Linked DNA regions of Homo sapiens: region 1 is linked to region 2. The links are chromatin loops, found by intact Hi-C in ENCODE. Cell type or tissue: Caco-2. All regions are shown on one strand. Each heading gives the region's core, and the rest is flanking DNA. Links, peaks and the distances in the headings are about the cores only.

Region 1 (5,383 bases), core at 263-5,262, 67 kb after region 2:
AATGTCTCACTCTGTTGCCCAGATTGGAGTGTCTCCTGGGTTCAAGCAATTCTCCTGCCTCAGCCTCCCGAGTAGCTGGGATTACAGGCGTGCACCACCATGCCCAACTACTGAAGTACTGAAGTACTGAAGTTCATCCCTTTCTTCCCTACCAGTAAGGGAGGGAAACCCCCACCTCTACCCAAACAGCCAGATAGATGAAAACTAAGAAAAATACACAGGAACACAGCAGAAAAGGTATTCCAGAGAGTAACTTTTGAGACTGGATAAAAGTAAGGCTTTGGACTAAGCCCTATACATCATTTACACTAATTTCTAAAATAGCCTCTCTCTCTCTCTCTCTCTCTCTCTCTCTCCCTCTCTCTCTCTCTCTATATATATATATATATTTTTTTTTTTTTTGAGATGGAGTCTTGCTCTGTTGCCCAGGCTGGAGTGCAATGGTGCAATCTCGGCTCACTGTAACCTCCACCTCCCAGGTTCAAGTGATCCTCCTGCCTGAGCCTCCCCAGTAGCTGGGATTACAGGCACATACCCCCACACCCGGCTAATTTTTGTATTTTTAGTAGAGATGGGGTTTTGCTATGTTGGCCAGGCTGGTCTTGAACTCCTGGCCTCAAGTGATCTGCCTGCCTCGGCCTCCCAAAGTGCTGGGATTACAGGAGTGAGCCACTGAGCCTGGCCTAAAATAGCCAATATTTTTAAATTAATTGCAAACCACTAGCTATGCTTTTGGTATAAGAAAGGTTCCATGTGTAGGTTCCTTTTCTCCTCAGTTTCATCGTCTGTAAAATGGGGATGATAGCATAACTACCTCATTGGATCACTGTGAAGATTAAGTGAGTTAAGAAAAGTGCTGAGAATAGTGCCTGCCACACAGTAAAGTGCTGTATATAATGTTGGCCACTAGTATTATTATTTCTAAAGAGTACTGCTCTCTAATCACCTTCTAGAAGATATTTTCATTCTCCAAAGAACAAGGAATCACAAATCTTCAAGCACAAAGAAGGTTTTGAGATATATCCTCTACCCCCCAACCCCTTATTTGACTGTTCAAGCAACTGTGGCCCAGCAGGAGTGAGGAGTCTAGAAGCAATTACCTTAAGCAAGCCCAGGCCAGTAAGGCATTCTTGTCTGCAAATGAGTGGCCAGTCACAGCTGAGCTGGCAGCTTCACTATCAAGCTCTCTCAAACTACATGCCATGAGCAGGAAAAATGGTTTGACACATCTGCTGTGGCATCAGGGGACAGTCTCAGGAAGCCAGGCTCCCTGCCCCTGTCAGGAAAGACACACTGCTTACAAAATTCAGTCCCCTACCATTCTCTGAAACTGAATCCAGCCACAAAACCACAGACGCCACTTCTTTCTGAAGCCTGCCTGTGGGGAAGGACTGACCAAGAAGACTCTGATATTTCTGTTATAGAAAACAGCCCATTCCAGTTGACCCTCTTATTTCCTATCAAGTTCATGGGCTGTCAACCTGGGGTAAGTTTTATTTTGCTGCCTTTTTTTTTTTTAAGAGACAGGGTCTTGTTTGGTTGCCGAGGCTGAAGTGCAGTGGCGCCACGATCAGTTCACCGTAATCTCGAACTCCTGGCTGCCAGCTATCCTTCTCCCTCCCAAAGTGCCAGGATTACAGGCATGAGCCACTGCCCCCAGCCCCTTACTTTGCTTTTTGATCATGCAGAGAAGCTAGGCTTATGTTCACACACATTTCCTTAAAATAATGACGAATACTGAGAGGCACTTACTGGCACCACCTCACCACACACGCATATCAGAATGGGACATTTTCAACTAAAGAAATAGGTCTTGTTTTCTTCCATAATTACATATTCACCATAATTTGGTAAGTAGAGAAAAATAGAAGAAAATAAGACTCACCTGTTATTCTACCATACAGCCATACGTACCAGTTACATGTGGTAAATTTGTATCTAATGTTTAAAAATTGAGAATATATTATTTATATATGTATTTTTTATCTCTGGTTTTTCACTGTACCTGCTGTCAATGCAGCCTGTTAGTGACTGCTTTGAATGACCAGCTATATTTGTTTTCCTAAAAGTTATTTCCATTTTTCAGCATTATAAAAAAGGCCAGGATGAACATTCTTGGGCATAAATCTTTGTATATACTCTTAACATTTCCTTTAGAAAAATTTCTAGAAGTGCAACTACAGGGTAAAAGGGTATGAAAAATTTTAAGACGTTTGACATATACAGCCAAATGGCATCCCCAGAAAGACTGCAGCGAACCACACTTCCACCTGCACATGAGCACCTGGAGTTTTCCTCCATCTTTATGTCCAGCACAAGCACACTTGTACTACCCACTGGCCACCTATGCCTCAGGTCCCATAAGCACTTACACTTCAAAGTGTCCCAACCTAGGTGCATCTTGCAATCCCAGTCGCCAGATCTGTTCTCTCCTAAGCCCCTGTCTTAGCAGGCAGCAGTAAGAGAACAGGCATACCCCTTCCAGTGGTTGGAGTCACTTACCTTAAAGGCATACTTCCACTATGCACATTAATATTTTTTAAGTTGATTTTTAGTAGTCCGATGAAACAATTCCATCTAAAGAACTGAGACCATCTCTCTAAAATAGAGCTGCTCTTACTCCTTTGGCTAGTGCACAGGAAATGCTAACCAAGGCTTGTTCTCCAGGAGCCTGTTGAGGGCAAAGGTCCTAAATCTAACTCTGCCTGTTTACTATCAGTGGAGCCTGAGGCACATTACTTACTAATTCTGAGTCTCAACTATAAATGGTAACTGAAAGCAGCTACCTTGAATTATTGAGCATGACATGTTCATGATGTCTGTGGCACATCTAGCATGGTGCCCGGCACAGCACAGGCACCCAATAAATGGCAGCACTTGCTGCTGTGGCCGCTGCAGCTGTCTGCTTTCTTGATCTTTAGCATCTCACAGCATCGCACATCACTGATTCCCTTACCACAATTTCAGCCTCCATCTCTTTGGCCACATTTAACATAGTTGCTTTCTGACAAGAGGACGGAAGATATTAATACCTGAATCTCACACAGATCCTCACACAAACATGTACGTTCCTAAGGGTGGGTTACTTCTAACAAGCCTCTGCAGAAGGTTGGTGCTAGGCATTGGAAGTTCTTACCCAAACCGAACGGACCACACAGGCTCAAAGGGCCAATCAAGTACTTGGCCCCCTTTTCAGTAAAAGAGGCCCAGCAGTGCTTCTTTCCTGAATAGTTAATGATTCACATCAGGTGCTTCGATTAAAAGCAGCCCGGCTGTTCTTGCCACAGCTGATTGGACCAGGAGCAGTCCATCAGCAGAAGGCAGCCATCTGTGCACTGGAAGGATGGGGCCTGCCTCCAATTGCCCCAGGCAAGGACTCTGCCCTACAGTAGACTTTGCCATATTGAAGGTGGTGGTGGATGTGACCCACTGAAAACTGCTTTCTGTAAGGGATATGTGCTTACTGAACAAGCAGTCCTGTGGACCTCTCAAGCTTGCTGTTGCCCCAGGGGAGGCTGGCTTGCCACATCCTATGCTGCATTTCCCAGTTTTGGGAATCTGGGACACCTTGGATTTCCAGGCTGAGATGATCCCAAGCTACTATCTTCAATTCCTGCATCCACACCCATCCTGAGGTCAATCAGAATAGGCTGCTTTTCTTTTTACATAAGTTGATGTTTTTTCAAATTACAAACGTAATACAAGCTTAATTTAACAAATGAAATGGCATAATACAATGATAAATAAAGGCAAAGTTTATTTTTAACTCCTGGTCACTACTCGTCAATGATGTAACCAATAACACCAGCCTTTGTTTCCTTCCACATCTATCTCCCCACTCAAATACATACATACAAACATATGTACACATATATAGGAGCCTGCTTATTTGTTTTCATGAAATAGAACCTTTGCAGAGAAAAGGGAATGTTTACACACTCTTGGTGGGAGCGTAAATTGGTTCAACCATTGTGGAAGCTAGTGTAGGGATTCTTCAAAAAGCTGACAACAGAATTACCATTTGACCCAGCAATCCCATTACTGGGTATATACCCAAAGGATTATAAATTGTTCTGTCATACAGACACATCCACATGTATGTTCACTGCAGCACTATTCACAATAGCAAAGACGTGGACTCAACCTAAATGACCATCAATGGTAGACTGGATAAAGAAAATGTGGTACGTTTACAGCATAGAATACTATGCAGCCGTAAAAAAAGAACAAGATCATGTCCTCTGCAGCAACATGGATGGAGCTGGAGGCCAATATCCTCAGCAAACTAATGCAGGCCAAAAAACAAATACCACATGTTCTCACTTATAAGTGGGAGCTAAATGATAAGAACACACAGACACAAAGGGGAACAACAGACACTGGGGCCTACCTGAGGGTGGTGGGTGGGAGGAGGGAGAGGAGCAGAAAAAATAACTATTGGGTACTAGGCTTAGTATCTGGGTCACAAAATAATCTAGGTAAACTCTGGCAGGAGTATAGCTATATAACCTGCACATGTACTCCTGAACCTAAAATAAATTTTTTAAAAAAGTTAAAAAGCTTATTTTAAAAAGAGAAAGAAAATAGAAATGATTATATACATTATTTTATGACCTTTTTTCATTTAACATTATATCAGGGATCTCTGCACAAAATATGTAAGTGTGCATTGTGGGAGTTCAGTCAGGCTGGTGGGAAAAACTTTAAGATGAAGTTATAGGATATAGACACAAATCTTCTTGGAAGGCTGGAAGGTTTTGCAAAAGTCTCAGGATAGGGTTATGGCTGAAAGCTGCCTAATCCTTACCTTGAGTAAATGGCTTAAAGTAGGTACAAAGGAATGCAGTTTATCTAAATAGCTTGTTTACTCATGTGATCCTAAGACCAACCTTTGATCAACCTCGGGTGCATAACTGCTCTCTACTAGGGGTGTCGGGAACCAGGTCAATTTTCCTATAGTGGTGTTTACTCAAAGCCTTTGTCATTGAATGTGTGCTGAATAAATGCCGGCAGGGCCAGTGAGTCAGGGCCTCGGCTGCAACTCTTTACAGCACTCTCCTTGGAGTCTGTAAGTGGCGCAGATGCTCAGCTGGACTGACAGGCATACTATCTGTGTCAGTGTATGTTATTCATTTGTTGCTGGGTCAGGGTCTGTGAGTTAGATCCCCGCAGTGCATACATGTCTTTTCTAAAAATTCTAACATTCCCTGAGTATATCTATTCTATGCAGTTTTAAGAAACTGACTGGACATATCCCAATCCAGTTGAGACTTGAGGTCTCTTTTCCTCTTACTAAATGTGGCAGACCCAAAGCATTTCATCCTCTCAAACAGCATCTTCCCCTTCTAGGAAACTGTTCTGTGTCCAACTTAATATAGTGTTA
Region 2 (5,383 bases), core at 181-5,180:
AAGAAATGTGTATTTGCAAATTTTGCAATTATAATATGATGTTACCAGGAGGCTGGGAGGTGAGGGGTTATAGAATAAAAGTCACTAGGTAATATCTAGAACTGGTGAATCAAAAGACAGCAGTATAGGCATATACGGCACATGGACAGACATACAGATAGGGATGTCTATGCCAGAGAAACAGCAGGTGGCACAGACTACCAGTTGACCCCTGTACCTGCTTCCTCTTCTAACTCAGCAATAGAATGTTGAGTTGGACACATGGCTAGTGTGTTTAGCTAACGAAAGCACTGTTCAGCCTCCCTTGCAGCTAGGTGTGGCCATGGAGGATGTGCAGAAGCAACTGCTAGGTCACGGCCTCAAAGGGAAGGAGCATGCCCTTCTCCCCACCCTTCCCCACTTCTTACTTCACTGGAACGCAGATCAAGTGTAGACCAACTTAGAAACACAGAGAAGGACAGGACTCTAGAAGGGCAGAGCAGGAAGACAAGACAGAGGATAACTGCCCTAACCACCTCACAAAGTAGACTTTTCACACATGCTCAAGAGTTTCATGTAGGTAGAATAAACTCCTGTTTAAGCCTCTGTCATAGCCACTGAACTTGTATCCTAAGAAACATATACCTAAATAAAAGTGTTTGGTTAAGGAGGCTGCTTTTATTGTTCTTGTTATTATTAGTACTCTTTGACTTTTCATATAATATACATATATCACTTGGACTTTAAAAAACAAATTAGTTTTTAAAAAGAGATGAAAATTAGAGTGATCTTGAAGTATTATCATTTTATATCTGATAAGTTAGCAAAACGTTTTAGCAAGGTGACACTAATGTTTGTGAAGTTGCTGTGAAATGCATACATCATTGGATATGGCACTCTATATAGCCCTCTCAGAAACCATGTAGAAATAGAAATAGAAAATAGAAAAATAGAAAAATGTTTGTAACCTTTGACCAAAAGAACCCCACACTTGGGAATATCTCCTAAGGAAAATTCTATGAAGCAAAGAGCCATGTGGACATAAATGGTCACAGCAGTTATCTCCATAATAGCCCCAAACATGAAAAAAGCCCAGTGTTCAACATGATGGGAAAGACTTAGGATATTAAGGTACATTGAGTTGATAGGACATTATGTATGGATTAAAAAACAATTGTGAAGCCCGCATGAAAACACAGAAATGTTTTCTGATAGCATATTAAGTGAAGGCCAGAAAATAAAGAGGCAGAAGCAGCCTGATTTTTAAGATAATGTGGGAACGTGAGTTAAAAAGTAACATGACCATGTGCAAAAGAATGAAGTTGGACCCTTACTTCATGCCATATACAAAAATTAACTCCAAATGGATTAAAGATCCAATTGTAAGATCTAAAACTATAAAACTCTTAGAAAATAAAATACGTATAAATCTTTGTGGCCTTTTATTAGGCAATAGCGTTTTAGATATAACACCAAAAGCAAAAGCAACAAAAGAAAAAACAGACAAACTTAATTTCATCAAAATGAAAAACTTGTGCTTCAAAGGGCACCATGAAGACAAACTCTCAGAAGTTGAGAACAACTTAGTAGATTACGTATCTGATAAGAGACTAGTATCTAGAATATATAAAAAATGGTTAAAATAATAAAAAGACAAACTAAAATTAAAAATTAAAATGAAAATGAATTTTTTAAAAGGGGCAAGAGAACTGAACAGACATTTCCCCAAAGAAGACATATAAATGGCCAATAAACACATGAAAAGATGTATCAGGGAAATGCAAATTAAAACTACACTGAGGTATCACATCATATCCACTAGGATGACCATAATCAAAATGACCACAGACAATAAGAAGTGTTGGTAATGATGTGGAGAAACTGGAATTCTCATACACTGCTGGTGGGAATGTAAAATGGTGAAGCCACTTTGGAAAATAGTCTGGCAGTTCCTTAAACTTCATGGCCCAGCAATTCTACCCCTAGGTATATTGCCAAAGAAATAAAAACATACATCCACACAAAAATCTTTATTAATGTTCATAGAAGTATTATTTATAACTATAGTAAAAAAGTAGAAATAACCCAAATGTCCATCAATTAATAAAATGGATAAATAAAATGTGGCCTATCCATATAATGGAGGATTATTTGGAAATAAAAAGGAAAGAAAACATTATGCTAAGTGAAAGGAGCCAGACAATAAGATGACAAATATTATATTTGATTCCATCTACATGAAATGTCCAGAATAGGCAGATCTACAGAGACAGATGGCAGATTAGTGATTGCCTAGGGCTGGAGATTAGGCAAGAATTGGGGAGGGATGACTGCCAGAGGGTCTGAGATTTCTTTTTGGGATGATGAAAATGTTCTAAAATTGACTGTGGGGATGGTTGTATAAATTTGTGAATATATTAAAAACCATGGAATTGTATATATTAAGTAGGTTCTTATATGGTATGCTCAGTTGTTACAAAAGAAAGTAATATAAAAAAATGTAGTGTACTGCTTGAAAGAGTTGAACTGCTTCTTATTACATGTAAAAGTTATATTATACCAGTTTCTCAGTTAGGACAAAAATTGGTCTTTGAACTTAAATATTAGCAGATTTGCAATGAATGCACGGTAGCAGCTCGCATGCTATACCTGGTCAAAATCTATTTCCTAGAAACAACACAATTAAAATCCAAAGTTCCTGAATAGGTCTCTAGTGTTCTCCATATTTCTTCCTTCCTTCCTAATTACTAATGTGTTCAGTAATCACTCCTGTGCTAGTGATGTGATGCAGGAATCTAAGAAGGTGAAATCAGAAGAAACTGAAGCATTTCACAATAGTAGTTAGATAACAGCAAAACACTTTAGTAATTACAAAGGAAACATTCCAGACAAAAAGGTATCTGTCCTTTGCCCTCAGGGCACCCACTGGAAAGAAGGCAGGTCTCTCACACCCTCTGGAAAAACAGACAAATGACTTACATTTGGTGTTCACCAAGGCGGCAGTCCATATAACTAGTTTCTAGGGATACTGCATGGAAACAGGGCTCCGTGGTCAACTGGGTGTGACAAGAGTGCCTATGACTTCCTCTCTCAGACAGTCACAGTGCACATTAGCACAGCAAAGGTTCTGAGAAGTCCAAAGCAAAGATACCTGTTTTTTTTTGTTTATTCCAGATTTTTTGAGCACAGAAGCTTTTCCCTTCACATAACATCAAAGAATTCTACTTGAAACAGTTTGATGGAAAACCAAACCATTACCCCAGAATTACAGATCTGCTCTCACCCTTTGTCCTCACCCCATATGGATACTATGGAGACAAGGACAAAACAGTAGTGAGCAATTAATTATTATTTAATGACCTGGGGCTTCCAGGGAGGCTCTTGCTCTCTAATGTGCCTGTAATGTGTCAATAACAACAGAGTTCCAAGTTGTCCTTTGGAGAGACCGCATCTGCCCTTTCAGCAAAAAATGCATTGTGTAGATAGTTGGTGACTCAGAGCTGAAGTGTGTGGTTCCAAAGCCCCAGGGTTTGAATATTTTAATATTAGGAATGCAAGAAAAGATTTCAGGAAAAGACAGAACAGCTTCTAGAATTCTGATCATATTTCCCCATTGATGCCTTTTATGGCTTCTAGTTCCTATCAAGTGAGAGCTTACATAACATGACTTAAGTCAGATTTGGTCAGCTGAGAGAAGGAGGCGACGTCAACGATTATGGAAATAAACTAAATTTCAAGAGCTCTAGGGGAGCACCTTGCTTTTTTTCCTCTCTTAAAGGAATCTGTGCCAAATTAAGGATGCTAAGCACAAAACAGTACATTTAGTCAATAACATCGGCAACCCAGTTGGCCAGCTAGAAATCAAGAAATCATCCAGGGATCCTCCACCCTCGCAGCCTTCCACAGACTTCTCAGACCTGTTCCCTCCCTCCATCCTGATCCCTGCTGTTCTGGGGGCCTCGCCATCTCTTTCCACAATTAATGGGGTCAGCCAGCCTGCCACTCTAGCATCACCCTGGCCACATGTGTCACTCTCCTCCACAGGGCCCCTCAAAGCTTCTTCTCTACCCACAAGGTCCTCCAAGACCACCTTGGCTGACAGCCCCAATACAAGCTCTGCCAGGAAGGCTAAACTTACAAAGCTTACGTGACCTTCCTTAAGTCATATGGATGGCTCTAGGACCAGAATCTTGGTCATCTCAGGCCAAATCAGGAGCCGATATGTAGAAACAAACTTAGCAACTACAGGAGCTCATGTTTGAGAATTGAAACTCCTGCAAGTGATAAATTTAGTCACAACTGTGTGCTGCCATGACACTCGGTGGTCACTGCTTCAACACAAATCATCCTTAAAATCTGACATTCAATGAAAAAAAATGAGGTGGTCAGCAATGGTAAATGACAGCAGTGATACAACATCCTGGTTTAAAATGTAATCCCAAAGGCCAGAAGAGGCATAAATCATACATTCCTAGGTAATCTGAATTCATCTTTTGGGAACATTGTATTACACTCAATGCACTGTACTGGCCTTCTGTGACTATGATGTCAAAAATCCAGGGACGTGATGTGCAAATTAATTTAGAGATTTTGAATATATTGACATCTGCAAAAAGAGTATTTCTACTCTGAAAATTAGAATTGGAAAATTTTACTGCCAAGTGTAATGTTCCATTTGGAATAATTTCAGAGATTATTAAAAAGAGGGGAGAAAGTAACTAATGAGCCCTTCAAATGGAACATTACACTTGGCACTAAATTTGCCAAAATGAAATGACTAGGCCAGGTCAGGTGTGTCGATATCCATGTGTTCATGAAAACAGTGCTGTTTGCGTGTACTAAAAAAAATTTCTCCATTTCCTACATATGAAAATGTTTTGAATTTATACAGTGCCTTTCATCTCAGGAACTCCATCCTCTATAATTTGTTAGCTCATTAACAAATCATAGCTCCCCTATTAATAGTACCTTATTTTCATTTGTGTCCCCAAATTTAGCCATAAGAGAAAATGTAAGGGCTAGAGATGTTTACATGTTTTAGTTTTTCAATTTTAGATATTATTCAGCCACCATAGCCCTCAAGGAATATCAAATTGCTCATGAGAGTAAAACTATGAGATTTCCCTTTAAACTAAACAGTTGAAACATATCCAGTTTTTCTTTTGAGCAAGGAAAGAAAATAAACCTGAGAGAGACAGCTATATTGGGCTTTATAAGCATGCATAGAAATTTTAACTCAAAAGACTCTTTTCTCTATTTCAATACATATTGCAAAGAGGTGAAACTGAGAGGTGACATCTGCCTTGTGTGGGGCGAGTGGCATATGCATCTGGCTGTCCTCTGTTCTGCCTCTCTGGGGCATCCAGTTAAGACTGGAATGGCTCATCTATGCCCCACCAAGAGT

Evidence for each region. A loop is a pair of places that touch in the nucleus more often than their neighbours do. Peaks named below come from ENCODE experiments on the same cell type or tissue, not always from the same donor. Only the 100,000 strongest peaks of a DNase experiment are listed, where the experiment ranks them.
Region 1: a loop joins it to region 2, with 16 times the contacts of the local background. A loop is called at or near these places in 4 of 110 quality-filtered maps.

What each region holds. Positions count from the first base shown.
Region 1 is chr3:45,410,867-45,416,249 of GRCh38, reverse strand. The region is part of intron 4 of LARS2 (leucyl-tRNA synthetase 2, mitochondrial); the gene reads right to left. Among named protein-coding and RNA genes, the nearest start is that of LARS2, 25 kb to the right of the region's middle. RefSeq lists a silencer at 1,247-1,447. In Caco-2, for the core only: no CTCF peak of the experiment used is centred there; DNase peaks (open chromatin) are centred at 3,319 and 4,949.
Region 2 is chr3:45,477,962-45,483,344 of GRCh38, reverse strand. The region is part of intron 10 of LARS2 (leucyl-tRNA synthetase 2, mitochondrial); the gene reads right to left. It overlaps LARS2-AS1 (LARS2 antisense RNA 1), which reads left to right. Exons shown (of 4, transcript NR_048543.1): 4 at 1-650. Among named protein-coding and RNA genes, the nearest start is that of LARS2-AS1, 29 kb to the left of the region's middle. In Caco-2, for the core only: no CTCF peak of the experiment used is centred there; a DNase peak (open chromatin) is centred at 2,914.